3 separate regions of the Homo sapiens genome follow, and regions 1 and 3 are each linked to region 2. A link is an interaction called in ENCODE POLR2A ChIA-PET data of the cell type or tissue named here. Cell type or tissue: PC-9. All regions are shown on one strand. Each heading gives the region's core, and the rest is flanking DNA. Links, peaks and the distances in the headings are about the cores only. Region 1 overlaps SLC47A2 (solute carrier family 47 member 2). Region 2 holds the start of MAPK7 (mitogen-activated protein kinase 7). Region 3 has its middle 15 kb from the start of TRW-CCA2-1.

Region 1 (10,373 bases), core at 1,403-9,402, 330 kb after region 2:
AAGAGAGAGCCCAGAAATAGACCCATACAAATACAGTCAACTGATTTTGACAAAGGAGCAAAGGCAACTGGAGAAAGCCTAGTTTTTTTTTTCCAAGAAATGGTACTGGAACAACTGGACATCCACATACAAAATAATGAATTTAGATATCCTGTTTTACAAAAGTTAAAACCACAGACATAAAAGCAACATGCAAAAGTATAAAACTCCTACAAAATAATAGAAAATTTAGGTGAATTTGGGTTACACCGTGACTTTTTAAAATTTTTTATTTTACTTTATTTTTAGAGATGGGGGTCTCACTCTGTTGCCCAGGCTGGAGTGCAGTGGTATAATCATAGCTGACTATAGCCTTGGACTGTTGGGCTCAAGCAATCCTCCTGCCTCAGCCTCCCAAGTAGCGAAGACTATAGGTGTGTGCCAACCCCGCCTCCCCGCCGACCCCCTCCCCCAGCTAATTTTTAAAAACTTTTGTAGAGATAGGGTCTCCCTATGTTGCCCAGGCTGGTCTCAAACTCCTTGGTTGAAATGATCCTCCCACCTCAGCCTCCCAAAGTGCTGGGATTACCAGCACTGGTATGCTGGCATGAGCTCTACTGCACCTGGCTGGCAGTTTCTTAAAAAGCTAAAAATAAAGTTATCATTTGACTTAACAGTTCAACTCCCAGAACTCTACTAAAAGAAATGAAAACAAATCCACACAAAGACTTCCACGTGAACATTCTAAACAGCATTATTGATGATAGCAAAAACTAGAAACAACCCAAATGTCCATCCACTGATGAATGGATAAACAAAGGCAGTATTTCCATACAATGGAACTACTCGGTAATAAAAGGAATGAAGCAGTGACGCATGCTGCAGCATTGATGAACCTCAAAAACAGTATGCTAAGGAGAAGCAGCCAGACACAGGACTGCATATCATAAGACCCTACTTATATGAAATTGTTCATACAGACAGAAAGCAATGCAGTGGATTGCCCAGGGCAGGAGATGGGAGCAGGGATTAACTACAAAACAGTCTCCAGGAAATTCTGCGGGGTGATGGAAAACTAGATGGTGGTGATGGTTACATAACTCCAAATTCATTTAAAATCACTGAGTTGTATACTTATATATGAATTTTATCATATGTAAATTATAACTCACTAAAAGTTTACAAAATATAAAAATAAGGCTCATGGAAAATGTAAATTAAGAAAAAACCGACTAGCCAGGAGGAAAAATGATGGGCTGCACATACACAAGCCCTCAGGCCCTGGTAACTGTTCTCTGTAAACCTGACTCGGAGTTTCTTGGTAGCCAAGTGACTAGAGAACTACTGCCCCCTGGAAGGGGAGGCATACTTAATTTCTTAAGAAATGCTGGGCCAGGTGCCATGGCTTATGCCTGTAATCCTAGCACTTTGGGGGCCAAGGCAGGAGGACTGCTTAAGCCCAGGAGCTCAAGACTAGCCTGGACAACATGGCAAGATTCCATCTCTACAAAACTTTAAAAAGAAAATTAGCCAGGCATGGTAGTGCACACCTGTAGTCCCAGCTACTCAGGAGGCTGAGGTAGGAGGATTGCTTGGGCCCAGGTGGTCGAGGCTGCAGTGAGCTGAGATGGCACCACTGCACTCCAGCCTGGGTGACAGAGTGAGACCTGTCTCAAAAAAAAAAAAAAAAAAGCAAAGCTATTCCTAGCTTTCAATTTCAAGAATGATTTCTCAGGTGTGGTCTCACCCAGACACTAGAGAAAAAGTATGAATAGTGTCTTTTAACAGTATCCAGGCCAGGTGCGGTGGCTCACACCTGTAATCCCAGCGCATTTTGGGAAGCCGAGGCGGGTGGGTCACCTGAGGTCAGGAGTTTGAGACTAGCCTGGCCAACATGGTGAAACCCTGTCTCTACTAAAAATACAAAAATTAGCCAGGCATGGGGGTGCATGCCTGTAATCCCAGCTATTCGGGAGGCTGAGGCATGAGAATCACTTGAACCCAGGAGGTGGAGGTTGCAGTGAACCAAGATCACACCACTGCACTCCAGCCTGGGCGACAGAATGAGACTCTGTCTCAAAAAAAAAAAAAAAAAAAAATAGTATCCTATGACAAAAGCAATAATGGGCTCCATAAAGTAGTTTCATTTAATGTTCCTTGATAAAGGCCACAAATATGATGCCAGAACACAGCCCAGAGAGGGAATTTCTGCTGAGGCTAAGAACATGTGGCCCGAGCTTGTCGCTTTCTGAATGCCCGGCTATATTCAAAAATAAATCCTAGAATAGTTAGCGAACTGGATGGAGTACACAGAGGCCTTTGGAAATATCCTCCATAAATATGATTTCTTTCAGTAGATTTGTAATGAGTTGGTAATTATTATGCAAGTGTTTTTTCCCCAGGTAGGGAAAGGGCTGGAATGCGCCAGTATTGCTAAGTAAGGGCATATCCTTCTGCAGAGCTATGGGAATGTATGCAAGGGGTGTGTTCCTGAAGAATTCACGTAACTCCAGATGCAAAGTAGGAGAGCTATGAGTTCAAATTCTGCTTATTAAGCAAGAGTTTAGTGTTTTGGGTTTTGTTGTTTTCTTGTGTTTTTAAAAAATCATAGCTGGGCACAGTAGTTCATGCCTATTGTCCCAGCACTTTGGGAGGCTGATATGGGAGGATCACTTGAGCCCAGGAGTTCAAGGCCAGCCAGGGCTTGGAAGATAAACCTGGCAGCTCCCGAGGCCAGCCATGCCTCCACCATGCCAGCCTTCCTCTGGCCCAGGCTAGTGACTCAGGCCAACGTTGGAAGGCCCACCAGGAGAGGATTCCACCTATCATAGTGTGACCCTGTCTCTACAAAAAATACGAAAATTTAAAAATTAGCTGGATGTGGTGGCATGCACCTGTAGTCCCAGCTACTCAGGAGGCTGAGGTGAGAGGATCACTTGAGCTCAGGAGGTTGAGGCTGCAGTGAGCCATGATCGCACTGCTGCACTCCAGCCTGGGTGACAAAGCGAGACCCTGTCTCAAAAAAAAAAAAAAATTACATAATTCAAATCTGTGTTAAATGACACCTGTCCTTTAGTGATCAAAGGAGCAGAAAGTCCAGTTCCTTCTGTGTTCTGGGTGGGCTCGTTCCCTTGTAGAAATGTCCCTCTGTGCTGGCAACAGGATATGGTTGCCATTCAGCTCCTGGCCAGCCTGGGGCACAGGTCAATGTCATGGTCCCAGCTCATGAGGAATCCGGAAGAAAAAGATTTGTGGCTTTACACTGCTGCAATTTTTCAGTTCTTTGCTAATCTGCATTCACTTTTGAGCTCGTGTAAATTGCAGAAGAAGAGGGAAGTCACTGTTTGAAATAAGAATGGAACTATTATCAGCAAATACTTTGGGCACTTACTATACAGTTAGCCCTTCATGTGTATTAACAAGTTCATCCTCACAGCCCTGCGAGGTCCTGGGGAGGGCACAAGTACATAAATCATGTCCCAGGGAGTCAGGCTTTGGATCAAAGTGGTACTTACACAGATGGCCTCAAACACGTGAAAGACACTATAAACCGGCAAGACCTGGCTCACCAGGGCAATGACATCTCTGCAGAAGAAATGAGAAAGCATTAAGACACAGATGTATCCTTTGAGACCCATTTATATCCCTTCTATTCCACACCCCACCCCCACAAGAAAAAGCTTTGGAATAGAGGTAGTTGCCCCACACAAATGTAACTGGCACTGCTAGCCCAGAGTTTTCTGTGTCTGTGGGTCACACCTAAAACTTCAGAAGAGCCCCCACAATTTTGGACTGCCCTTCAATTAGCCTCTTGTCTATGGACAGGCACTAAAGGCCTGGGGTGGATAGACAGAAGTTGGCTTCCTCTCAGTGAGAGCCAAGCCTGGGCTCTTCCTGCTTCCTTTGGGCCCAGCACTGAGCCAGGAATGTGATAAATCTGAGGACACACTGGGAACCACTTTGACATTTTCCAAGAGTCAGCACAGAAAACTGATTACCTACTCATCATTGGTAAAAATATGCCCCAGCTGATTTTTCAGGATGCTTATCAGGGTGCCCAGGACCAGGGAAATGCCAACTGGAAGAGACAAAAGGTGCAGCAATGACAGACCCCAAGCCAGGAAGCACCCTTGCTCAGATCAGCAAAGGGCTGGCCCCTATGTCAGTGCAAGTCAGCCCAGCCCTCTGCAACCAGGTGCCTTTTGTCACAGGCCTTCATGTCCCCCGCATCTGAGGCGTTCATTTGGGCTAGACAGTCTTGTAGGAAGGGCAGTGTGGAAAATGCTTCCACTCCAGTGGTTCTCAGAGTGGGCGGCACGCTGGCGCAGCAGCATTAGCATCACGTGGGAACTTGTTAGAAACAGATTCTCAGACCCTGCCTCCGACCTGCTGAACCAAAGCCTGCTGGTGAGGCCCAGCAATCTGTGACCAGCCCTCCAAGGGGATTCCAGCGCAGGCTACAGCCTAAGAACCACTGCTTTCTACAGGGAAGCCGGTCTGAGCCTTCCAGTCTCAGAAAGCACAGCCATGATGTCAGAGGACATGAGTGGCTCCTTCTCCAGAGTGGGTTGGCAGCTGCCAAGCTCATGGGGGTGCTGGGAGGGCCAGGCCTGCAGAAGGACTCTGGACAGCTGGAAGGAGAGTGCTGGGCAGGAAGGGCCGTCAAAGAGTCAGGGTTTGCTCTAAGGTAAGTGGTAGAAGCCAGCTGTCTCCAGAAGAGTCCCAGAATCACAGCAGCAGGGAAGGAGTGAGTGGGGATGGGGAGAAAGTGGTGGGAGGGACGCCTGCTGCTCAGGGAGGGGCAGCTGTCAGCTTATCAGCAGAGGCTGACCTGGGTCAGATGGCAGGTCCAGCAGGCTTGGAAGATAAACCTGGCAGCTCCCGAGGCCAGCCCTGCCTCCAGCATGCCAGCCTTCCTGTGGCCCAGGCTGGTGACTCAGGCCAACGTTTGAAGGCCCACCAGGAGAGGACTCCACCTACCTATGCTGAGCACGCCCGAGACGGCCGAGCGCTTGGCCTGCACAGTATCCGCAGCCCCCAGAGCCATCCCCACTCGGACACAGACCCCGATGCTGAGCCCCAAGGGAATCTGGGATCAAAGATAAGAAAGCACTGTCAGTGGGCCCACCCTCCAACCCCTGAAGTCCTGAGCCAGCCTGGGCCAAGAGGGACGTGAGCGGGAAGGCAGAGCAGATCTCAGGCATGCAGTGTAAGAGGCACGTCACATTCTTGCTGCTGACAATGAGGCAGGGAGGGCTGGGGCTGGGAGAAGGGTGGGGGTACCCCCAGTGACACAGCCAGTCCCACCACCACCTGCGCCATCAGAAGCAGCACAGGCAGGCGGGCCTTGCAACCGAAATCACTGTGTTGTCCAAATCAAATGAGTAAACAGATTTTAAAGAGGTGACTGTGGTCTTAGTCCCAGAAAAGCTCCCTGTAAGAAAAAAGATATTTCAGCAGAAACCACTTGTAAAAATAAGAATCTCTAAATTGATTTTGTAATGTAGATTTTTGTGACTCCTTTGCTTAAAGCTGGGGTCAGGGATAACATGCAGATGCGTACCCGAGTGACATGGGCTGCATAAGCAAGACGATGGCTGTGTCTCTGTGGGGAGTAGAGGGGAGGTGGGGGCTGTGGTGGAGGAGAGCCCATGGCCCTGCTGGGGACGCTGTCACCCAGCTCTGGCCGACTGCAGTGTGCAGGAATGTGGCCTGCTGCTCGATGGAATGTGCTTTTTTTTTTTTTTTTTTTTTGAGACAGAGTCTTACTCTGTTGCCTAGGCTTGAGTGCAGTGGCACGATCTCGGCTCACTGCAACCTCCGCCTCCCGGGTTCAAGTGATTCTTCTGCCTCAGCCTCCCAAGTGGCTGGGACTACAGGCTTGTGCCACCATACCTGGCTAACTTTTTATATTTTTAGTAGAGATGGGGTTTCACCATATTGCCCAGGTTGGTCTTGAACTCCTGGCTTTGTGATCCGCCCTCAGCCTCCCAAAGTACTGGGATTACACACGTGAGCCACTGCGCCCAGCCTGGAATGTGCATTTTTAAAGAAAATCCAAAAATAAGATTGTGATGTGAAATCTCCCAATTTTAAAATGATACTAATTAATTTTTAAAATTCCAACATCTGTGAGTGAAATATCACCCTTGGTCGTCAGGTTGTGGGCACCTGTGTGTGAGTCCTGGCGTAAGCTGAGCAGGGTCTGGACCTGGTGGGCACGAGAGGCCCGGGGAGGGTCCTTCGGGAGACAGAGATAGCTTCAGGTGACAGCCTGCCCCCCTCCTATGACACCTCCAGCCATCAGGTGGGGGATGTGGGGAAGGCACCCCTGCAGGAGCCTTACCATGTAGGTCACAGTGGCCACCTCGTAGATGACAGCCTGGGCAGAGAGATCCACCACACTGAGCAGCCCTAGAGAAGAGGCCCGCCGTGAGTCCGGCCCGCAGCCCCAGACACCCAGACCCTGCGCCGACAGGACGCTGCTTTGCTTTGGGGACTCAGGGGCTTTTTTTTTTTTTCTTCCTTGAGACAGGGTCTCACTCTGTCGCTTGAGCTGGAGTGCAGTGGCGCAATTATAGCTCACTGCAGCCTCCACCTCCTGGCTTAGGTGATCCTCCCACCTCAGGCCCCCAAGTAGCTGGGACTACAGGTGGTGCCACCACACCCAGCTAATTTTTGTATTTTTTTGTAGAAACAGAGTTTCGCCATGTTGGCCAGGCTGGTCTCGAACTCCTGGCCTCAAGTGATCCACCCACCTCGGCCTTTCAAAGTGCAGGGATTACAGGCATGAGCCACTGAGCCCGGCTGATTTTGAAGGGCAGATTGGTAACAATGACAACAAAAAGACATTCCTGCCTGGCCTTCAGCCTGTTAGGAAAATTCTGCCCAGTGCCCCGGAGGCCCCTGCAGGCTTCCCTGTGTGGTCTGTCTTTCCAGATGAACTCAGGGTGGCAGTGTGAGGGAGGGGACAGAGAACAGGACCAGGGTCCGGCAACTCGAGTTCGGTTCTTGGCCCTCCCACTGATTTTCTATTTGTGGAGTTCCTGTGTTCTTGGGGCCCCGTTTTCTCATCTGCAAATGCGGGGCAGGGCAGGGGTTCTCACATTCAGGCTGCCTGGAGTCCTCACTTCACCGAGTGCTCTAATGAGCACACACAAGGCAGCAGGTGGGAGCCTCACACTGGCAAGCCTGGACCTCTGCTCACACCCGCAAACCAACTGAATCTCTCACTCCTCCGTGCCTCAGCCACCTCCCACGGGCACCTGCTCTGCCTGGCCCATGCTGGGATTCAGGCACAAAAGGCCCAAGTCTGCCTCCTGGATGCTCACAGCCTACTGGGGAGGCAGACCAGCAACAGACGGATCAGCCCCGCTGGGCAGTGGTGTTCTCTGGGTCCAAGCCTGAGGGCCTGGCCAGTGAAGCTGGAAGGGGGCTGGTGAGCTGCCATCCTGGGGAGGGGGCTTCTGGGATGGGTGAGCCGCCATCCTGGGGAGGGGGCTTCTGGGCTGGGTGAGCCGCCCACACGCCATTGCGCCCCCCATCCTCTTCCACGTACCCATGAGGAAGCTCCCGATCTCATAGGCCCACCACTCAACACAGATCATGAGCATGCTGGGGACAGCCAGGGAGAAGAAGGGGCCCCAGTCCTGCAGGCACTGGCTGGACCAACCTGGAAACAGAGGCCCCATGAGCTGACAGCCTGCCCTGCTTGCCCACCTCATTCCTGCTCCCCACTGCCAGGAGGCCCCTAAACCCCTTTGGCTCTTCCTGCTCTGGGGCTTAGCAGGCTCAGGCACTGGGCATTTTGCAGAGGGAATGCAGCTGGTCTAGAGCTGGTGTTGGGGCCTACGGAGGAGGAGGATGCAGGAACAGGGCACCAGGCTCACCTGGCCAGTCCACGGTGTGGCCCCAGGGCTCAGGGCATGGGTGTTGGTCCCCACTCCACCACCCACCACTCTGCAGGCTCCATTTCCATCTGAAAACCCCAGGCCTTATAGCTGCCCTGCCTCCCTGGGGAGTTTTCAGAGGCGGCATGAGATCAAGGATGCTGAAGGGAAACACACCACAGGTGCACTGGGCAAGCTTGGAAGGGGCTCAGCCAGGGCCCTGCCCCACATGAGGCCCCAGGGGCCTGCAGAGCTGTTCCTGAAATGCCTGGCAGGAGAAGGTCCTTGTATGGGATTGGCTCTCAAGAGGCAGAAAAGGACAGGCAGGCCCCTACACGCCTGCTGTTTCAGCAAATTACTTAACCTCCGTCTGTCATAATCTCCTCTTTGTAAAATGGGGCTAATGAGGTGGGGTGAGGTTTAAATGAATTCAGGAATGTCAGGCACCCCACGCACTGCTGACGCCTGGTATTCCACGGGTGTCACTGCTCTCACCGCCATCCTGAGAGCAGAGGCTGGGCAAGAAAGCTCCCTGGGCCAGGCTTCTGTGATGGACCCAGCAGGGCTCTGCATCGTGACACCTTGGGTGGAGGGACTCTGGGCCCTTGGGGCTGGGGAAGCAAAGGGGAAGGAGGGGGCCGTGCAGGGTCCTGCACCTCCTCCAACAGGCTCTACTGCACCCTCTGCCTGCTGACCACCCTGCCCCAAGGCTAGGGCAGCACCACCGCTGGCCTGCTCAGCCTCCCAGAGCAGGCCAGGCCTCCCACCTGCCCACGTCTCCAGGTGCAGCTTCTTCAGCACAATGTAGAGAAGGAGGAAGACGGTCTGTGCAAACTGGGAGATGATGTTGGCATAGGCGGAGCCCCTGGGTAAGGAGGGAGAACAGGGCTGCGACTGATGCCAACTCTCTGCCACCGCCCTGCCTGAGAGAGAGGTGGCTCTGGCGGCCAGCCCGTGTGGGGCAGGCATGGCTCTGCTCTTCCCCCATCCTGGGATCAGACTCAACCAGGGCCCACAGGCACCTCTGGCCATGGTGGCTCTACCAAGGCAGCCGTGACTACAGTGTCCTGGGGGCCACCTTGCCAGTGCCCACTTCACCTCTCCTGGTGGGCTTGGGCAGGAGCGGGGAGTGGCTGTCCTCTCACCCAATCAAGCGTCAAACTGAGGTCCCCAAGGGACCATCAGGCCCCTCCAACTCCCCATAACCCTCCACTTCAGGACGGCACAGGCAGGGCCAGGATGGTGACTGATCTGTCTCCACCAGGGGTGGAGAGCTCAGTGGGCAGTGTCCCCTGACCAGGCCCCACCAGCCCCCGGGCTCACCTGACCCCCAGGTTCAGCACAGAAACCAGGGCATAGTTGGCCACACCGTTGACACAGTTGCCCACCACACCACTGAGGACTTGGGGCCAGGTGATCTTCTGAAATAAATGAAAACTGGCCCTGCTAAGGTGTGAGTGAGATGGATGGAGGATGGACAAACCCGGGGTTTGGAATGGGGACTCCTCCTCCTGCCCCTTCAGCCATCCCTGTTGAGGAGTTGGAAGAGGCTGGGACGCACAGCCTCTCACCTGCCTCTGTGCGGGAGGTCAGGATATGGCAGGTGGGTTGGAAGTGACCCCTTTCAAGAGCTGGTTCACAGATGGTGGAGAGAAGGGGAAAGCCCCAGGCCCCCCTCCCACTGGAATAGGGCAGTGTGCTGGGAGAAGGGCCTCCCCACACACCAAAGACCTGTACCTGATTTTGCAAATATTTTGCCAGCAGATTGTAAAGAAAAATCACCTGTATGAAAAGCAAACCCAAACAAATCAACAATAATGACCAAAACTCACCAAATGAGCATTAACAGACATTCCTTTCCAGGACATAGTACCCCAGATTGGGGAAATTACTTCATCAAAGTATGTCTGGGACCTCTCAGGTGCGGCCAAAGCCTACCCAGCCACCTGGACTCATGCTCGGGCCCAGCCTATGGAAGAGGCCCCCTCAGGGCTCCCTTCTGCCACAGGGGAGATGAGCAGGCATGCTTTGGCTCAGAGAGAGTACTCTTTGCACACATGCTCATAGTGCACAGTGCCTGGTAGGCCTTCCGGCTGCTAAGCCAGGCTTCCATCAGCTTAGGAAGGTGAGAAGTGACCCAAGGACCTGTTCACAGAAGGGCCCACTTTGGTTCTGGCCTTAGAGACAGGATTTGAAGGTGTGACTTCGGACGAGGGAATGGCAGGTACTGAGACATGCTGGCCGTGGGCAGCCTATGCTAAGCAGGTTCAAGACCCTACGGGGGTGGCGGGCCCTTCCCTGGCTGGGGAGGACCATAGGGGAGTGTACGTGGCAGTGTGTGTGTTGGGGGGCACTGTACCTACCCTTTCTCTCCTCTCTTAAGGGGAATAGAATAGGCATCAACTGAAACCTAGCCCAGGGCCCTTGTCCCATTCCTTCCTGTAGCTCTTCACTTATTTTCAGCATAGTGTACTGATTAAGAGTACAGAGCTGGAATAGACCGGG
Region 2 (10,373 bases), core at 1,494-9,493:
GCTCAGGAAGGTCTCCAGGCTTGGATTAGAGATAATAATTACCATATCACAGATGACTAAAAGAGTCTCAAAGCACATCAGCACCCCCCAACCTGTTCTGCTTCTTGGTTCCTCATTTTGGTGACATCTCCATTGCTAGAAATGGACACTATCACATGTCCTGCATTTACCCCTTTATATACCTCTTTTTTTTACTTTTTTTTTTTTTGAGACAGAGTCTCACTGTGTCACCCAGGCTGGAGTGCAATGGCACCATCTTGGCTCACTGCAACCTCCACCTCCCGAGTTCAAGCAATTCTCCTGCCTCAGCCTCCCGAGCAGCTGGGATTATAGGCGCCTGCCAACATGCCCAGCTAATTTTTGTATTTTGTATTTTTAGCAGAGACAGGGTTTCACCATGTTAGTCAGGCTGGTCTCAAACCCCTGACCTCAGGTGATCCACCTGCCGCGGACTCCCAAAGTGCCAGGATTGAGACACCGCGCCCAGCCTAATTTTTGTATTTTTAGTAGAGACAGGGTTTCATCATGTTGGCCAGGCTGGTCTCAAACTCTTGACCTCAGGTGATCCCCCAGCCTCAGCCTCCTAGAGTGCTGGGATTACAGGCGTGAGTCACCGCACCCAATCCCACGTCTGTCTTTTAATCAAGGCATGCTCTGCCTTCAAGTACACCCTCCATGATGTCTGCCAGAAATACCTTTCAGGAAGGCAGCTCTGAAGGGCATTTGTCTACTCAAAAATCCTAGGTAGACATTTACATTAGTTCAGGGGCTTTTGGTAACCTAAACCAGAAATCTTGAACTCAAATGCCCACTGTGGCCATGCAGGAAACGTGAGCCAAGTGAGTGGAGTATCTGTATATAACACATGAGATTGTCTTTGTTCCCACAAAAAGATATACTTGGTCTTTCTTTTCCTGAAACACATGTCATCTCAGCCTCTTTTGTTTTCCTGCTTTTAATAAGATGTAGAAAACAGTTGTGAAAGCACAATGATAAGTAGCATCTGACCCTCGGCCTGTGCTGGGGAGGCTGTCAGGGAGTGGCAGGGACTGTGGTGAATTAGAGAGCACATGTTCTTTCAATGGCGGGGTCACAGTTCGATGGCTACGTAGAAATGCTGATCTGATTTCCCAAAAGAAAGCAAAAATCAGGATTCTTATGGCAAATCTCCCCATTTTTGACAGGCAAATAATTCCAAGCTTTTAAAAAGCACCGTGTGAGTCATTCTCTCATACCACTGGTGGGTGTCTAAATCAGTATAATCTCTAAGGATAGAAATTTGACATTAGCTACTAAAATTGTAAGAACAATACTCTTTAACTTGACACTCCCACTTCTGGTATTCTTCCTGCATATACACTTGCTGTGTGCAAAATGATGTGTTCAAGAAAATTTATTGCAGCATTGTTTGCAATAGTGAAAAAACTGAACTCATCTAAATGTCTATCTAGGGGGTCTTGGTTAAATAGGTTATATTCGTAAAGGAATATCATGCAGCTGTAAAAATGAGTGCTTTTTTTTTAGATATGACAATAGCACAAGTGACAAAAGACAAAACAGATAACTGGACTTCATCAAAATTAAAAACTTTTGTGGAACAGAGGATGTTATCAAGAAAGTGAAAAGACGATCTGAGAAATGGAAGTAAATATCTGTAAATCATGGGAAGTAAATATCTGTAAATCATCTAATAAGGTAATATCTGTATCTGTAAATCATCTGATAAGGGACTTTTGTTTAGAATATATAAAGAACTCTGACAGCTCAACAATAAAAAGGCAAATAATCCAATTAAAAATGGACAGAGGGCTGATGCGGTGGCTCATGCCTGTAATCCCAGCACTTTGGGAGGCTGACGTAGGCCGATCACTTGAGCTCAGGAGTTCAAGACTAGCCTGGCCAACACAGTGAGACCCTGTCTCTGCTAAAAATACAAAAATTAGCTGAGTGCAATGATGTGTGCCTGTAGTCCTAGCTACTTGAGAGGCTGAGGCAGGAGAATCACTTGAGCTTGGGAGGCGGAGGCTGCAGTGAGCTGAGATCCTACCACCGCACTCTAGCCTGGGCTGGAGTGAAACCCTGTCTCAAAAAGAAAAAAAAAAAAGGTCAAAGGATTTGAATAGATATTGAACAGACATTTCCCCAAAGGAGACAAATGGCCAATAAACCGTGAAAACATCCTTAGTCATTAGGGAAATGCAAATCAAAACTACAATGACGTATCACTTCACACCCACTAGGATGGCTATAATTAAAAAATAATAATAATAATAAGGCTGGGTACTGTGGCTCATGCCTGTAATCCCAGCACTTTGGGAGGCTGAGGCAGGTGGATCACTTGAGGTCAGGAGTTCGAAACCAGCCTGACCATCTCTAATAAAAATATAAAAATTAGCTGGACATGGTGGTGGGGACCTGTAATCCCAACTACTCGGGAAGCTGAGGGAGAAGAATTGCTTGAACCTGGGGTGCAGATGTTGCAGTGAGCCGAGATCGTGCCAGTGCACTCCAGCCTGGGCGATAGAGTGAGACTCAGTATCAGAAAAAGAAAAGAGGTGTTGGTGAGGATGTGGAGAAATCGGAACTCTTAAATATTGCTGGTGAATTTGTAAAATGGTGCAACTGCTGGAGAAAACAGCTTGGCACTTTCTCAAGAAGTTAATAGTTTACCATGTGACCCAGCAATCCCACTCCCAAGAGAAAGGAAAACATGTCCACAAAAAAACTTGTAAACAAATGTTCTCAGAAGCATTATCATAATAGCCAAAAAGTTGAAACAACCCAAATGTTCATAAACTGATGGATAAACAAAATATGGTATATCTAAACAATGCAATATATTTGGCCATAAAAATTAGTGCTAATATGACAACATGAACTTTATGCTAAGTGAAATAAGCCAAACACAAAAGACTACACAGTGTGTGATTCCATTAGTATAGAGCATCCACAATACGCAAGTCCATAGAGACAGAAAGTAGTTCAGTGGTTGCAAGGGCTCTGGTGAAAGAGGAATGAGGAGTGACCGTTAATGGGTATAAACCAAAAATAAAATTAGAAGGCCCTTTGCAACCATCTGAATGGACTCCCTCCTTGGCCAGCACACCCTAAAATTTAACCTGAAAGACTGGTTCAGGCCACGATGGGAGGTGAGAGTTGGACATGCCTTATTATACCCCTCCAACATTAACATCAACACTGACCTTAAGTCTGATAAGAAATATTTGTCTATTCTCTCTATAGCCTGCTACTGGGAGGCTTCAACTGCATAATAAAACCTAGGTCTCCTGGCCAGGTGCAGTGGCTCACGCCTGTAATCCCAGCACTTTGGGAGGCCGGGAGCAGGGGGGCGTGGATGACTTGAGGTCAGGAGTTCGAGACCAGCCAGGCCAACAGGGTGAAACCCCATCTCTACTAAAATACAAAAAAAAAAAAAAAAAAAAAAAAAAAGCCGGGCTTGATGGCTCATGCCTGTGATCCCAGCTATTCGGGAGGCTGAGGCAGGAGACCAGGAGGGGGAGGTTGCAGTGAGCCGAGATCGCACCACTGCACTCCAGCCTGGGCAACAGAGTGAGACTCACTCTTCAAATAAAATAAAATAAAATAAAATAAAATAAAATAAAATAAAATAAAATAAACAACCAAAAAACCCTAGGTCTCCACAACCCCTTATCATAACCCAGATATTCCTTTCTATAGATAATAACTCTTGTAACCAACTGCCAATCAGGATATGTTTAAATCTACCTGTGACTTGGAAGCCCCTCCCCTTTGAGTTGTCCCGCCCTTCCAGAATAGACATTGAACAGACATTTCCCCAAAGGAGACAAATGGCCAATAAGCACATCAAATCAATGTCAATCTTGCATGTATTGACTTATGTATTATGTCTTCCTGAAATGTATAAAGGCTGACTATGCCCCGACCATCTTGGGCACATGTTGTAGGACCTCCTGAGGCTGTCACCACCATGTCCTTAACATTGGCAAAATAAACTTTCTAAATTGACTTGAGACTTGTCTCAGATACTTGGTTCACATAGGTTTCTTTTAGGGGCGATGAAAATGTTCCATAAACCACTCTACCTAAAATTAGGTAGTGATGATGGCTGCTCAACTGTGAATATACCAAAAAACACTGAATTGTACACTATAAAAGGATGAGTTTTATGGTATGTTATTAAAAGTTGTTTAAAAGTGAGGGACCCCTCCAGTTATTGATATGGAATGATCTTCAGGAAAAGAGCATAATATGCTACATTTTTGTACACCAAAGGGGAGGTAGGTACGAATATGCATACATATTGCTTTTTTCTAGAAGCCGCCTAGGAGTGAAACCAAAATTCTTCACTTCTTTTCGGCCCTACCTCGAGCTCCCTTTAGAAAACCTTTCCTTCCAGCTCACAGTATCCACCATGTCCACCTTCGCCTCCCGGCACTGAGCCTTAGAGGGGCGGTGCTCCATAAACATTTGCTACATGAATGAACGAATAAACTATCGGATTTTGGGGTGGGTCGGGACAGCTCGGTTCCAGCGAGGGCTCCGCCCACCCGCGGGCTCCGCAGAGGAGCAGAGGTTGGGCGGCCGCCTCGGTTAACTCCGCTGCAGCCCAAAGCACGGGAATCGCGGGACAGACAAACGAGCGGAGGGAAGATACCTAGAAGCCAGGAAACCGCGAGCTGCAGTCCAACTTGGCCGGAAGCTGCGGAGAGGCTCAGCCACCGGAAGTCAGTGGAGGGTTCGGCCGGACGCTCTAGAATCCCGGAGGACCGGGATCTCTGTGGTTGGCCGTGACGGGCACCCTCTACCGGGGATGACACATTCCCAGAGCTCCTGGGACCAAGCAAATGGCGGACACAATTCCCTGGGCGGAAGGGGACTTCGGGAGCCAGTAGCCAAGGTAACAGTCCCAGACCTGGGCATCTCAGGCCGGGCAGTTCCCCGAGCTCACGGGACTAGCTGTGATTGGCCGGATGAGGTTGAGAGCTTCATGGGGACGCGCGCGCTACGTGCAGGGGCGTTGCCTTCCATTCACTTGGCGCCCGACTGCCAGTGCGCATGCGTTTGAAGGCGGTGCAGGGCGGGGAGCACACCCCTGCGAAGTGCCGGGCACCCTTTGGGCGGCTCCCGCCGGCGAGCTGGACAGCGGCGCGCGCCAGGCGTGGCTTTCTCGGCCGGTGGGCTAGGATTGGACGCAGTAGGTAGAAGGGGCAGGACCCTCCGCAGCAGTAGCTCAGCGATTGGCCAGGAGCTGGAGGGAGCGTGGCCTTGGGAGGCGGGGCGGAGGGGGACGGACAGGGCAGCTCAAGACGCTGAGGTGGTGGCTGCGGCCTTTGAACAAGTAAGTGAGCCACCCTCGGAGACCCCCGCGCTGGGGACGGGAGGCCGGCGAGCCTCGGGACCTCTGAAAGCCTTGAGGAGGCGCGGGGGTGAGTGCGGCCCTGAGGAAACCCAGGTGCCCCGCCCCTCCCTTTCTTCCTGGCCCGCGCCTCGCCTACCCCTCCCCCGACCCTGGCGGGCCCCCGGCTCTGGGCCCGGACCCCTGGGGTAGCTAGTCTGCCACGAACCAGCCGCGCGCTTCTGCCCTTGTCGGTTTAGGAAACTGGGAAGTTCCCTGGTCCTGCTCCCCAGCCCGCAGAGGGGACACTGAGGCCCACGGTAGGTGGTCCTCTCCTCACCCGAGTCTCCACACAGACACCATGGCCGAGCCTCTGAAGGAGGAAGACGGCGAGGACGGCTCTGCGGAGCCCCCCGGGCCCGTGAAGGCCGAACCCGCCCACACCGCTGCCTCTGTAGCGGCCAAGAACCTGGCCCTGCTTAAAGCCCGCTCCTTCGATGTGACCTTTGACGTGGGCGACGAGTACGAGATCATCGAGACCATAGGCAACGGGGCCTATGGAGTGGTGTCCTCCGCCCGCCGCCGCCTCACCGGTGAGCTTCCTGAGCCGTCGCCTCCCAGATGTGGCAGCGTCGCAGGGAGTGGGAAACCGGCCTGTCCCAGACAGCCGGGAAGGAAAGCGGGGTGCGAGTTCTGGCTCCAGTCAACACACACTGACCAGGGCCTTCTGCCTGCCAGGCTCCGGGGAGGCTCGGTTCTCTGAAACTCCGGCCTGGTGGTTTTGCCATCCTGCCTGCCTACTTCCTCCTTAGGAAAATGATAGTCCCAGTTAGACCAGAATGGAGAGCCAGTCCTTCGTGTCTAAGAGAGAAATGTGTTCTGGAGCCAGACACTGGCATAAGGAACTGGTGGTGGGATGGGTGAGGTCTGAGATGGAGAGGGTGTAGGCATAAGAGGCTGAGCTACACCACTGGGCATCCGTGCAACCTCCAACAAGTTACTAAGCCATATTTCCTTCTCTTTAACGTTGACCTATTGGGACCTGCCCCGCAGGGGAGTTGTGAAGGTAACATTTAATAATGTAGGTAACATGCTTAGCACAGGGCTTGGCACATAGTAGGTACCCAATACTTGGTAGCTGTTGTCATTTGCATCCTAGAAGGGAGGTGTTGATAGGGGCTGAGTCGACTCTGCAGTTTCTCCAAGGTATCCTCTGGTATGTCCCTTTTCCCTGCTCCTCAGGCCAGCAGGTGGCCATCAAGAAGATCCCTAATGCTTTCGATGTGGTGACCAATGCCAAGCGGACCCTCAGGGAGCTGAAGATCCTCAAGCACTTTAAACACGACAACATCATCGCCATCAAGGACATCCTGAGGCCCACCGTGCCCTATGGCGAATTCAAATCTGTGTAAGAAGCGGGATGGGAGAGGGAGCCAGACTTGGGACTTTTCTGAAGGCTGCAACCATGTTGCCGAAGTTCTGGAAAGGCAGCTGAATCTAATCTGAAGCAGGCTGGGAAAATTCCCGCAGTTCTAGGACCAGTTCTTTAGAGTTTTGCCAGGGACAACTGTTATTCCTCAAGAAGTGTACAGATGATTTTACAGTTTTATAGAATCTTAGTATATAGGATGTCAAATGTAGGACATTCCTACTATGACCACACCCTCCTATTCCCATAGCAGACTTCACTAATCAATCACAGAACACTTTCCTACAGACAGTGGACAAGCCTGGTCAATTTTCATCATAGTTCTTCAAGCTGCCACTACCAAACAATGGAGATAGCCCCAAAAGGAAACCTATTGGCCAGCCCTGGTGTAGTCCAACCCCATCTTTTATCTGATGGGGAAACTAGGTCTGGAGACAAAAGTGATTTAACCAAGTTCATGGAAAAGTCGTAGAGAATCTAAAACGTGATGCTCTTCTTCCATACCATGCCGTCAGCCCCTATGGGGTCCCAGGGTAAGGCTGTTACCTGTCTGGAATCGGAAGGGTGTGGTGAGGATGGGGCTTGTCCCTGGAGTGTGATCAGGCCAACCCATGCTTCTCTCCTTCCTTCCCCTTCCAGCTACGTGGTCCTGGACCTGATGGAAAGCGACCTGCACCAGATCATCCACTCCTCACAGCCCCTCACACTGGAACACGTGCGCTACTTCCTGTACCAACTGCTGCGGGGCCTGAAGTACATGCACTCGGCTCAGGTCATCCACCGTGACCTGAAGCCCTCCAACCTATTGGTGAATGAGAACTGTGAGCTCAAGATTGGTGACTTTGGTATGGCTCGTGGCCTGTGCACCTCGCCCGCTGAACATCAGTACTTCATGACTGAGTATGTGGCCACGCGCTGGTACCGTGCGCCCGAGCTCATGCTCTCTTTGCATGAGTATACACAGGCTATTGACCTCTGGTCTGTGGGCTGCATCTTTGGTGAGATGCTGGCCCGGCGCCAGCTCTTCCCAGGCAAAAACTATGTACACCAGCTACAGCTCATCATGATGGTGCTGGGTACCCCATCACCAGCCGTGATTCAGGCTGTGGGGGCTGAGAGGGTGCGGGCCTATATCCAGAGCTTGCCACCACGCCAGCCTGTGCCCTGGGAGACAGTGTACCCAGGTGCCGACCGCCAGGCCCTATCACTGCTGGGTCGCATGCTGCGTTTTGAGCCCAGCGCTCGCATCTCAGCAGCTGCTGCCCTTCGCCACCCTTTCCTGGCCAAGTACCATGATCCTGATGATGAGCCTGACTGTGCCCCGCCCTTTGACTTTGCCTTTGACCGCGAAGCCCTCACTCGGGAGCGCATTAAGGAGGCCATTGTGGCTGAAATTGAGGACTTCCATGCAAGGCGTGAGGGCATCCGCCAACAGATCCGCTTCCAGCCTTCTCTACAGCCTGTGGCTAGTGAGCCTGGCTGTCCAGATGTTGAAATGCCCAGTCCCTGGGCTCCCAGTGGGGACTGTGCCATGGAGTCTCCACCACCAGCCCCGCCACCATGCCCCGGCCCTGCACCTGACACCATTGATCTGACCCTGCAGCCACCTCCACCAGTCAGTGAGCCTGCCCCACCAAAGAAAGATGGTGCCATCTCAGACAATACTAAGGCTGCCCTTAAAGCTGCCCTGCTCAAGTCTTTGAGGAGCCGGCTCAGAGGTGCCTTGTGGGCAGGTCGGGTGGGCAGAGGGGAGACTTGGACTTGGACAAGGCTTCAGGCTTTTACCTTCTCCCCTGCCCAACTTCCCCGCAGATGGCCCCAGCGCACCCCTGGAGGCTCCTGAGCCTCGGAAGCCGGTGACAGCCCAGGAGCGCCAGCGGGAGCGGGAGGAGAAGCGGCGGAGGCGGCAAGAACGAGCCAAGGAGCGGGAGAAACGGCGGCAGGAGCGGGAGCGAAAGGAACGGGGGGCTGGGGCCTCTGGGGGCCCCTCCACTGACCCCTTGGCTGGACTAGTGCTCAGTGACAATGACAGAAGCCTGTTGGAACGCTGGACTCGAATGGCCCGGCCCGCAGCCCCAGCCCTCACCTCTGTGCCGGCCCCTGCCCCAGCGCCAACGCCAACCCCAACCCCAGTCCAACCTACCAGTCCTCCTCCTGGCCCTGTAGCCCAGCCCACTGGCCCGCAACCACAATCTGCGGGCTCTACCTCTGGCCCTGTACCCCAGCCTGCCTGCCCACCCCCTGGCCCTGCACCCCACCCCACTGGCCCTCCTGGGCCCATCCCTGTCCCCGCGCCACCCCAGATTGCCACCTCCACCAGCCTCCTGGCTGCCCAGTCACTTGTGCCACCCCCTGGGCTGCCTGGCTCCAGCACCCCAGGAGTTTTGCCTTACTTCCCACCTGGCCTGCCGCCCCCAGACGCCGGGGGAGCCCCTCAGTCTTCCATGTCAGAGTCACCTGATGTCAACCTTGTGACCCAGCAGCTATCTAAGTCACAGGTGAGAGGGAGGCCCAGGCCATGGGGACACCTGGGTCTGGGCCAAAGGAAAATGGGTTCAGGAAGCGGTCAGTGTTCCACAAAAACTGAGCAGCAGATGGGGCTTTATCTCTGAACGTGTCCTCTTGCTCACAGAAGGAGCATAATGGCAATGAAGAGGTTGTTAGGAGACAAGTTAAATATGGCCTGCAAAGTGCCTAGCCCAGAGATGGGGCCAGCCAGCACTCACTGACTGCCGAGACTGGTGTTAGCACTCCCAGATATCCAGGCGGAGTAGTCAGCAGCATTGGGACAGGGTGGCCTACAGACCTCAGTCTGTCTGCATTGTAACCTGTCATTCCCTGCAGGTGGAGGACCCCCTGCCCCCTGTGTTCTCAGGCACACCAAAGGGCAGTGGGGCTGGCTACGGTGTTGGCTTTGACCTGGAGGAATTCTTAAACCAGTCTTTCGACATGGGCGTGGCTGATGGGCCACAGGATGGGTAAGGTGGCTGGACTGAGCTCCTAGACTGGGACTGTGGGGAGAGGTTCCTGGTGCAGGAGACATGCACCTGTGGGATGGGTGAGGGTCCAGCCTAGGCTAATAGCACCCCTCCCTTTCCTTCCCCTGCAGCCAGGCAGATTCAGCCTCTCTCTCAGCCTCCCTGCTTGCTGACTGGCTCGAAGGCCATGGCATGAACCCTGCCGATATTGAGTCCCTGCAGCGTGAGATCCAGATGGACTCCCCAATGCTGCTGGCTGACCTGCCTGACCTCCAGGACCCCTGAGGCCCCCAGCCTGTGCCTTGCTGCCACAGTAGACCTAGTTCCAGGATCCATGGGAGCATTCTCAAAGGCTTTAGCCCTGGACCCAGCAGGTGAGGCTCGGCTTGGATTATTCTGCAGGTTCATCTCAGACCCACCTTTCAGCCTTAAGCAGCCACCTGAGCCACCACCGAGCCATGGCAGGATCGGGAGACCCCAACTCCCCCTGAACAATCCTTTTCAGTATTATATTTTTATTATTATTATGTTATTATTACACTGTCTTTTTGCCATCAAAATGAGGCCTGTGAAATACAAGGTTCCCTTCTGCACCTGACTCCAGGTGTAATTTTTGGAGTTCGGGGTA
Region 3 (10,373 bases), core at 957-8,956, 110 kb after region 2:
CAGGCTGACAAGAACACCTGATTCAATCAGTTCTCTCTGCCCCGACTTTACAGATGCAGAAACCACGACCAAGAGAGAAGAAGAGATTTGTCCAAGAACACATGGTAGGTAGTGGGAGGAGCCAAACCAGAGTCCTAAACCTTGACCCATTTTCCCACCATTCAACACTGCTCCTCGGGCTGAGCAGGGCCTGGTCCTGCAATGAGCTACAAACAGTCCGTGGGATGACAACTGCACAACTTTCATATTACATCAGCACTTAGTCTGTGGAGGTCGCAGGGAATTCTCGGTATAAGGCTAGGCTCAAGGAGTTCCTAGTCAGGAAAAGCTCCCCGGCGTGGGCTTGAGTAAAGGCCAGGTTGGAATTCAAAAGTTGGAGGACAGTAGAACTTCCATTCTGACTGGTGGGCCAGGAGAGAAGGGGTCTCAGCAGGGGTGTATGGAGACGAGTGTGACAGATGCAGGGAGAGTGGTGGGCCGCAGGAAAAGGGAAGCCAGACTGGGAGGGAGAGGCCAGGCAGTGCCATGAAACCCCAGCCAGCAAACCCAGGGCTATGGATGTGTTTGAGACTTGGACCAGAGTCAATGGGGACTTGGAAGCTGCTTGAGCCTGGGAGGCACCTCGCCAGAGGAGAGCTTAGAACATGGCTTCTGGGAGCAGGCATGGTGGTCAGGTAGACCGAAGGCTGAGGCTTAGAGCAAGGAAAAGGCCACAGAGTCGCCCTTGTGTTCTGGGAGGGTGGGGCTAGGAGCCGCTCCAGCACTTGTCAGAGCTGCCGCCAACATTTATTATATTAGAGCCAGGCATGGTGGTAAGTGCTGTAGTCCCAGCTACTCAGGAGGCTGAGGCAGGAGGATCACTTGAGCCCAGGAGTTCAAGGCTTCAGTGAGCTGCGATCTGTGATCATGCCTGTGAGTAGCCACTGCATTCCAGCCTGGACGATATAGATAGCAAGACCACATCTCTAAAAAACAAATATAGAGTTCTGGCCGGGCGCAGTGGCTCATGCCTGTAATCCCAGCACTTTGGGAGGCCGACGTGGGCGGATCACAATGTCAGGAGATCGAGACCATCCTGGCTAACAAGGTGAAACCCCATCTCTACTAAAAACACAAAAAAATTAGCCGGGCGTGGTGGCGGGCGCCTGTAGTCCCAGCTACTCGGGAGGCTGAGGCAGGAGAATGGCGTGAACCCGGGTGGCGGAGCTTGCAGTGAGCAGAGATCGCGCCACTGCACTCCAGCCTGGGCGACAGAGCGAGACTCCATCTCAAAAAATATATATATAGAGAGAGAGAGAGAGAGAAAGAGAGAGAGAGAAAGAGAGAGAGAGAGAGAGAGAAAGAGAGAGAGAGAGAGTTCTGTTCTGCTCTGGGCTCTGCTCAGCCATGCCGTGGGACAGCCTTGCCTGCCCCTCCCCCTGCCAGCAGGAATCCGTGGCACAGGCACAGGCTACTAATGTGGGTGTTAACAAGAGTGAGCAGCACCAAACCCCTGCTGGGTGAGGGTTGGGGACAGCAGGTGTGACTGATACACTGGGCAATGATGCCTCCCCTCCTGTCTCTGGCCTCTGGGCCTGATGGGCTCCAGCCTAATCCCAGCACTTCCTTTCCGGATGCTTGAAGGGAAAGCCCCACAGCTCTTGGTGTGCTGCAGGCTCTTAGCCCAAATGCTCCCCTCCTGAACCCCCCACGGCTCAACATGGAACAGGGTCTGGCTAAATACTCCACCAGAGTAAGAGACGGAGAAAAATCCCGCCAGGCGAGCAGCACAAATGATGACTGGACAGCAAATGGCACAGGGAGAACAAATCTTAGAATGGATGGATCGAAGCCACCAAATAAGTATGACAAAAGACGAAAGCAGAGCAGGGAGCTGAACGCCCTGCCACACGGGAAAGTCACTGGCAAGAACAGCACTGAATCGTCTTCCATCTCCCAAACTCTTGATGCTTTTCCCTCTCTGTGTGTGTTTTGTCTGCACCCATGTCTGCACTTCCACTCCCCTGAGATTCAAATGAAGCTGGGGAAGAACAATGGGAAACATTTCTGAATAGGGGCTGTCTTGGCCTGTGTTGCTATAAATGAACACCTGAGACTGGATAATTTATAAAGAAAAAAATGTCGGCCGGGCGTGGTGGCTCATGCCTGTAATCCCAGCACTTTGGAAGGCCAAGGTGGGTGGATCACCTAAAGTCAGGAGTTAGAGAACAGCCTGACAAACATGGTGAAACCCCGTCTCTACTAAAAATACAAAAATTAGCTGGGGGTGGTGATGCCTGCCTGTAGTCCCTGATACTTGGGGGGCTGAGGCAGGAGAATTGCTTGAACTCAGGAGGTGGAAGCTGCAGTGAGCCAATATTGCACCACTACACCATGTTGGTCAGGCTGGTCTCAAACTCCTGATCTCGTGATCCACCCGCCTCGGCTTCCCAAAGTGCTAGGATTACGGGTGTGAGCCACCACACCCGGCCTTCCTTGCAGATTCTTTTGGTACATAGCTCCATATTTCTTTCTTTCTTTTTTTTTTTGAGACAGAGTCTTGCTCTGTCGCCCAGGCTAGAGTGCAGTAGTGCGATCTCGGCTCACTGCAAGCTCCGCCTCCCGGGTTGATGCCATTCTCCTGCCTCAGCCCCCCAAGTATCAGGGATTACAGGCAGGAGTAGATGGGACTACAGGCGCCCGCCACCACACCCAGCTAATTTTTTGTATTTTTAGTAGAGACGGGGTTTCACCATGTTGGCCAGGATGGTCTCGATCTCCTGACCTCGTGATCCGCCCGTCTTGGCCTCCCAAAGTGCTAGGATTACAGGCGTGAGCCACTGCGCCCGGTCTCATAGCTCCATATTTCAAAATAGGATGCTGTATTTTGCTCTTTCCTCCATCCCACTCCCCGCCACACATGTGCAACCTTCTCTGCCACTCCATCTTCCTCACAGAGTTTGGCGTGGGTTACCTTTCTGAGACCCAGCAAAGGTTGCTGATCTCCTTCTTTTATGGACACTTCCTTGGGATGTGTCATAGTCCTTGGTTTTCTTCTCATATCGAAGAATGGAAACACAGAGCTAGTTGGAAGGTTTGAATATGTAAAGGTTTCAGCATGCAAATTTCACGTTAGCGTGTTCTGTCGAGGCAGTGTCCTTGAGGACCCAGCCATAATTAGGCTTACGTCACAGGCCGATGCTAGGACATGGTGTAAAGTGAGTTTCCTGTTATCCCCACAGTGGCTGAGGTCACACTTAGTAATTATCCATGTGGGCAGAATATTTTTGTTGTTTAAGCTATACTCTTTTTTTTTTTTTTTGAGACAGAGTTTCTCTCTTGTTGCCCAGGCTGGAGTGCAATGGTGCAATCTCGGCTCACCACAACCTCCACCTCCCAGGTTCAAGCGATTCTCCTGCCTCAGCCTCCTGAGTAGCTGGGATTACAGGCACGTACCACCACGCCTGGCTAATTTTGTATTTTTAGTAGAGACGGGGTTTCTCCATGTTGAGGCTGGTCTTGAACTCCTGACCTCAGGTGATCCACCTGCCTCAGCCTCCCAAAGTGCTGGGATTACAGGCGTGAGCCACCACACCTGGCCAGTTTAAGCTAACTCTTACAGAAGAGTGCTCAGCTCATAGGGGATCCCTTTATACAAGAGATAAGAACCAAACAAAAAGGAATGAATGATTCAAAGTAGAATTTCAGATGCTGAAAAGGCAATGAAAAAGTAAAGAAGCACATGAGTTACAGTAGATGGATCTGCGTTCCAGCCTCAACAGTGGTATCCAGCAGCACAAAACCCTCTTCCTGTATGTTACGGGCTGAATTGTGTCCCCCGCCTCTCAATTCATATATTGACGTCCTAATCCCCAGCACCTCAGAATGTGACTGTATTTGGAACAAGGGCCATTATATCGGTGGGCCTTAACCCAATATAACTGGTGTCCTTATAAGAAAAACATTATCCTTCCACCCGCAGGATCCACTGTTGGAAAACCAGAATAGTATCAGAAATAGTGGCAGGAAATAGGGACTTGAATAGAGGAAGGGAGGTGTTTTTATTACTTAGTCCTCCCACCCTCAATGAAAAAAGAGACAAGTAGGGAAGAATTCTGATTGTCAGTGAACATAGCACTCAAGAAAATATATTAGGTCTATAAAATGATAGTTTAAAACCTGATGGTATGGTTTGAATGTGTCCAACACTCAAAGTTCATGTGTTAGAAACCTGATCCCCAATGCAGCAATGTTGGGAGGCAGGGCCTAATGGGAGGTGTTTGGGTCACGGGGGCTCCGCCCTCATGAATGGATTAATGCCATTCTTAGAGGAAAAGATTCATTACTGTGGGAGCGGGTTCCTTATAAAAGGACCAGTTCAGCTCCCTCTTGCACTCACTCTCTCTCTGTTTCTCACTCTTTCTTTGCCCTTCCACTATGGGACGACACAGCAAGTAGGCCCTTGCCAGAACCTGGAGCCCTCCAGAACGGTGAGCTAATAAATTTCGGTCCATTATAAGCTATAAGACCCTTCACTGATACCTCAAAATGATGTATGGGTGTGACTAGGAGGGCTTTTAAGAATGTTAAAGAAATGATGTCACTGAAAATGGTGGACTAGAGAACTCCAAAACCCATCCCTCCACTAAAGCAACAATTAAACTGGCAAAAAAAATGTCAGAATTTACTTTTCCTGAATTTTGGGATAATAAAAAACAACCACTGAGGGTCTGGTTAATGAAGAAAGAAGCAGCTAAATTTTGGTAAGAGATATTGTGGCATTTCAATGTAACCCCCAATCACCTCTCAATCCCCAGTTCAGAAAGCAGCTATGGAGATGGTGGCCCACATTCCTTGGGCAGCTTGCTTGTGCCAGAGAGGCCAATAAGGTCCTTGTTCTCAAAAAGCTGTGGTTGTATTTTTCGACCAGTCTGGCAGCAACCAGAGGGACTGACTCAGAGGCTTGCCTTTGTTTCATCGCCCTCAGAACTTTCAGCATTGGAACCACCTTCCCAGCAGTGTTTGTCGAAAGGATTTAAAGGCATATGCCAGCTGTAGCCACCTGGAGCAAGGGAAAACAGATGGGGCCAGAAGCAGACACACCAGAGCACCTAGGAGGGAAGAGGCTGGGGAAAGAGAAACATGGAGAAATAAAGACTTCGAAAAGCTCCTGCATAGCTGGGCGCAGTGGCTCACGCCTGTAATCCCAGCACTTTGGGAGGCCGAAGTGGGCAGATCACGAGGTCAGGAGATCGAGACCATCCTGGCTAATGTGGTGAAACCGCATCTCTACTAAAAACACAAAAATTAGCTGGGTGTAGTAGTGCACGCCAGTAGTCCCAGCTACTCGGGAGGCTGACGCAGGAGAATTACTTGAACCCGGGAGGCAGAGCTTGCAGTGAGTGGAGATCGTGCCACTGCACTCCAGCCTGGCAAAAGAGCAAGACTCAGTCTCAAAAAAAAAAAAAAAAAAAAAAAAAAAACAAAGCAAAGGTCAGGCGCGGTGGCTCACGCCTGTAATCCCAGCACTTTGGGAGGCCGAGGTGGGGGATCACTTGAGGTCAGGAGTTTGAAACCAGCCTGGCCAACCTGGCGAAACTCTGTCTCCACTAAAAATACAAAAATTAGCCAGGCATGGTGGTGGGCGCCTCCCAGCTACTCGGGAGGCTAAGGCACCAGAATTGCTTGAACCAGGAGGCAGAGGTTGCAGTGAGCTGAGATCGTGCCACTGCACTGTAGCCTGGGTGACAGAGCGAGACTCTTTCAAAAAAAAAAAAAAAGCCAAAAAGTAGAACCCAAATATTCACCAACTGATGAATGGAAAATAAAATGTGGCCAGGCGTGGTGGCTCACACCTGTAATCCCAGCACTTTGGGAGGCTGAGGCGGTGGATCACCTGAGGTCAGGAGTTTGTGACCAGCCTGACCAACATGGTGAAACCCTGTCTCTACTAAAAATACAAAATTAGCTGGGCGTGGTGGCACATGCCTGTAATCCCAGCTACTTGGAAGGCTGAGGCAGAATCGCTTGAACCTGGGAGGCGAAGGTTGCAGTGAGCCGAGAGGCCATGTACTGTATGATTCTATTTACATGGAATACTCAAAACAGGCAATTCCATAAAGATAGAAAGTAGACTAGTGGTTGCCTTTGGCTGTAGAAACTGGCAGATGCGTTGGTTAATTTTATTTGTCACCCTGACTGGGGAACAGAGAGCCCAGATATTTGGTCAAACATTATTCCAGGTGTGTCTGTGAGGGTGTTTTTGGATGAGATTAGCATTTAAATCAGTAGACTGAGTAAAGCCAACTGCAAATGTGGGTGGGCCTGATTAGAACAAAAAACCCCACCCTCCCTTGAGTAACATTGCTTCTTCCTGGGTCTTGAGCCCACTGGCCTTCAGATGGAAATTACACCAGTGGCTCTCCTAGCTTTCAGGCCTTTGGACTTAGACTAGAACAAAACCATCAGTTCTTCCTGGTCTCCAGCTTGCTGACTGACCCTGGAGATCTTAGGACTTGCAAGAGCCAATTCAAATGCATATATGTGTTATTGGTTTCCTTTATCTGGATAATTCTGACTAATTCATGGGAATTGGGAGGTGACGGTTAAGATTTCTTTTTGGGATGATAAAAATATTCTGCAATTGATTTTGGTGATGGCTGCATAACTGTGACTATATTAAAAGCCACTGAATTTTATGGCATGTGAGTTCTATCTCAATATAACGTTAGCTATTTTTGTATGGTATATGAATCACATCTCATGATAACATATAGCTACTTTTTTTTTTAAGAAAATCTGCTTTTAAAGGCATTTGATACTCACATTGTATATACTTTATTAAAGACCTAGAGGCAGAGGCTCTAGAAGGAGCAGGGGTCCCCAGCCACCGGGAGATTCCCAGCTCCCTTCTCGTGCTTGGATTCGCGCACTCAGGCTCATCCCTGCGGGTGGGCCTCTTGGACGCAGCACCCTCCGGAGACAGCGCCACGGGTGTGGGACTTTTCCTCCTTTCCAATTGGCAAAGTGATCCCGGGCAAGTCATTGTCCGTCATCCCAGGTATGCCTCTATAAGGTGTGGGACAGCTCCTGGTTCCACAGAGGATCGAGCATGGGGGCAGGTGGTGGACCGAACTGGAGAGGAAGGACTCTCGCGATGGGGCAGCAAGTAGGACGGGCGGTTCCAGACGAGCACACGGGGTGGGGCGGGCCAGCGTGACGCCACAGGCGCCCCATTGTGACACACAGGCAGCCTCAGCTGGGATTGGCCGGGAGGCGCCGGCCAGGGATAAAGCCAGAGTTCCAGGGCCCCCACCCTGGCCAGAGTCTGGGCAGAGAGAGTCTCTGCTGCTCCTGCTGCTGCTCCTGCTGCTCCTGCTGCTGCTCCTGCTGCTCCTGCTGCTCCTGCTGCTCCTGCCCGGCCTCCCCTCTAGGTAACCCGGAACCCTGACTCCGGTGAGGAGGCCACGCTCACCTGTCTTGGGTCCCCTAAGTCCCAGGCCTTGTCTGCATGTCAGCCCAGGGCTGGGGCTGCACCCCTGCCTAGGTCTCCCAGGCCCAGCCTCTGACTGCATTCCAGGCTTCTCGCCCTTCTAACTCTCCTGCGGCCTCCCTGCCTCGCGCCCAGGTCTGTTTGGGTCTAGGTAACCAGGGTTGGGTGGCGGCCTCGGGAAGCCGATGTGCTGTGGGAAGTGTGGATGCCGCGTAGCGGTGCCTCCATGGGAAGCCGTGCCTCCAGCTCAGGGACAGATGTCCTCAGTGGGGCCCACTGTCCAGCTGGACATCTCTAGAGCCTCCGGGACAAATTTAGACTGAAACCCATTGAACCTTTGGAAACATTCATCAAATAAACTGAATTGGGAGCATAGGAACAGAAATAAATGAAGGTCATTCCCTGCAGAGAAGAACCAAAACCACAGAGAATGAAGAACTAGGTTTTAGAATAGGAGCATCTAAAAATAGTTTGTACAGGTGCAGAGAGGCTGCCTTTTTGCTCATGATGACAAGAAACATCAGAACCTCAAAACAGGGCTTAGAGGAGCCACCTTTCCCCACAAAAAAAGGTGTGGATTGTACCTCTCTTTCCTTTAAAGAACCCCAGGATTGGTTAATGGTTCTGTGGGATATGGGGGCCTAAGTCCTGGCCCAGAATTTATTGAAGTGTTTGGGGGAACCTGTAATCAATACGATTTTATTCTTAGGAACATTTTCAGCAGGACACGGTGGCTCAGACTTGTAATCCCAGCACTTTAGGAGGCGGAGGTGGGTGGATTGCTTGAGCCCAGCAGTTCAAGACTAGCTTGAGCAACATGGCAAAACCCCATCTCTACAAAAGGAAAAAAAAGGAACACTTTTCTTCAGAAAAGGAAGATGTCAATGGACTGAACAGTAGATTAAACATGTTTAAAAAAAAAAATCTCCAGGCCGGCAAGGAGTCTTATGCCTGTAATCCCAGCACTTTGGGAGGCCAAGGCAGGCGGATCACCTGAGGTCAGGAGTTCTAGACCAGCCTGGCTAACATGGTGAAACCCCATCTCTACTAAAAATATAAAAATTAGCCGGGCATGGTGGCAGGTGCCTGTAATCCCAGCTATTCGGAAGGCTAAGGCAGGAGAATTGCTTGAACCTGTGAGGCGGAGGTTGCAGTGAGCCAAGATCGTGCCATTGCACTCCAGCCTTGGCAACACAGTGAGACTCCGTCTCGGAAAAAAAAAAAAATCTCTATAAAGATGCAAGAGTCCTTACAATATTATCAAAATGTGAATTGAAGCCAAAAGCAGAAAATCTCTTGTGGGCAGGGAGTGGACAGCAAAAGGCTTTTTAAAGGAAGATATTCCACACAAAAAAGAATGGAGCCTCTTTCCCTCAGCGGCCCAAGGTAATCTGTGAAAAAGGTTCACTATTCACTTGACCTCGAGAACCCCACAAAATCACGCAAATCAAGAGGTTCCAATATTCGTGTTCACTTTAAGGTATGCGATTCATAGTTGTGATCCAAGAGTTCCTCGTGTTCCACTCAAAAAACACTTGTGAAACTGCCCAGGCCATCAAGAGTGTGCATATACGAAAAGCCACGAAGTCTCTGAAAGATGTCACTTTACAGAAACAGTGCGTACCATTCTAATGTTACAGTAATGAAGTTGGCAAACAGTGGGGTTGGACACAAGGTCGGTGGCCCAAAAAGAGTGCTAAATTTTTGCTGCACATGCTAAAAAATGCAGAGAGTAATGGTGAACTTAAGGGTTTAGATGTAGATTCTCTGGTCATTGAGCATATCCAAGTGAACAAAGCACCGAAGATATGCCACTGGACCTACAGGGCTTATGGTCGGATTAACCCATACGTGAGCTCTCTCTGCCACACTGAGATGATCCTTACTGAAAAGGAACAGATTGTTCCTAAACCAGAAGAGGAGGTTGCCCAGAAGAAAAAGATATCCCAGAAGAAACTGAAGAAACAAAAACTTATGGCACGGGAGTAAATTCAGCATTAAAATAAGTGCAATTAAAAGGAAAACAAAAAGAATGGAGGAAAATTAATAAAGGCCATTAAACAAGGTAAAGTTGTGCAATGAGAATTCAAAAATAGATTTGTAGCAAAGATTAAAATAATGCATGTATAATACAGTGCTAGGAAAATAACAGGTCCTCAGGAAAAAATATTAGATAAAGTAACAAAGATTTGCATTTCCAGACCACTCAGAATTGGTTTGTGAATCATTCTGTAGTGATTCACATCAGATTCACACCAATTCTGTGGCCAATTTACACATTCATAAAGCATCACAAGAAGTTCACACAATCTGGATTCTGAGCATGCAATCAGAGTGATTAGATTGGACTCCATATGGCCTAATCAGAGAAAGAGTAAATTTGAGAGGAGAAATGAGAAAGGGAAAAAGAAAACCAACATTACAACAAAGTAATTAGAAAAAGGGGCCCACTCACACCATGGTGTCTTTGGGTTTATGTGACTCCACTGTAAATATTAACAGCAAACTTAGTTGTCACTCATGCTTGCAGAGAAGCTAGAAGTAGGTTAAATTATACATCTCAGTCCTATAGCACTTGTCAGCTCTGTACCCCATGAAGTCCTAAATTCTGACATATCTGTTGCTATTGTTTGAATGTGTCCTCCAAATTTCATGTGTTGGAAACTAAATCCCCAAATTCATATGTTTATTGGAGGTGAAGCCTTTAGGAGGTAATTAGGATTAGATAACGTCATCACGGCAGAGTCCTATTATGGGACTGGTGGCTTTATAACAAGAGGAAGAAAGACCTGAGATAACATGCACATTTTTGCCCTCTCGCCATGTGACGCCCTCTGCGATGTTATGACATAGCAAGAAGGCCTTCACCAGATGCCGACACCATGCTGTTGGACTTCTCAGC

What was found. Peaks named below come from ENCODE experiments on the same cell type or tissue, not always from the same donor. Only the 100,000 strongest peaks of a DNase experiment are listed, where the experiment ranks them.
Region 1: POLR2A ChIA-PET joins it to region 2 with 18 read pairs; 4 of 35 experiments call an interaction of 5 or more read pairs at or near these places.
Region 3: POLR2A ChIA-PET joins it to region 2 with 11 read pairs; 12 of 35 experiments call an interaction of 5 or more read pairs at or near these places.

Annotation. Positions count from the first base shown.
Region 1 is chr17:19,699,111-19,709,483 of GRCh38, forward strand. SLC47A2 (solute carrier family 47 member 2) reads right to left here. Exons shown (of 17, transcript NM_001099646.3): 6 at 9,606-9,650; 7 at 9,192-9,289; 8 at 8,636-8,733; 9 at 7,538-7,651; 10 at 6,326-6,393; 11 at 4,960-5,068; 12 at 3,982-4,057; 13 at 3,495-3,564. Among named protein-coding and RNA genes, the nearest start is that of SLC47A2, 12 kb to the right of the region's middle. RefSeq lists enhancers at 7,252-7,889, 7,890-8,527. In PC-9, for the core only: no CTCF peak of the experiment used is centred there; no DNase peak of the experiment used is centred there.
Region 2 is chr17:19,373,202-19,383,574 of GRCh38, forward strand. MAPK7 (mitogen-activated protein kinase 7) reads left to right here and starts at 5,297. Exons shown (of 7, transcript NM_002749.4): 1 at 5,297-5,429; 2 at 5,695-5,931; 3 at 6,581-6,746; 4 at 7,407-8,485; 5 at 8,580-9,265; 6 at 9,612-9,745; 7 at 9,877-10,343. The coding sequence starts at 5,700. The coding sequence ends at 10,030. It overlaps MFAP4 (microfibril associated protein 4), which reads right to left. Exons shown (of 6, transcript NM_002404.3): 6 at 10,244-10,373. It also overlaps a transcript of B9D1 not described here. RefSeq lists silencers at 4,373-4,422, 5,133-5,192, 5,263-5,522 and enhancers at 4,693-4,922, 7,260-8,222, 9,468-9,968, 9,969-10,373. In PC-9, for the core only: no CTCF peak of the experiment used is centred there; a DNase peak (open chromatin) is centred at 5,040; H3K4me3 peaks cover 2,747 bases; H3K27ac peaks cover 1,351 bases.
Region 3 is chr17:19,488,070-19,498,442 of GRCh38, forward strand. It overlaps the pseudogene RPL17P43. Among named protein-coding and RNA genes, the nearest start is that of TRW-CCA2-1, 15 kb to the right of the region's middle. RefSeq lists an enhancer at 4,559-5,076. In PC-9, for the core only: no CTCF peak of the experiment used is centred there; a DNase peak (open chromatin) is centred at 4,982.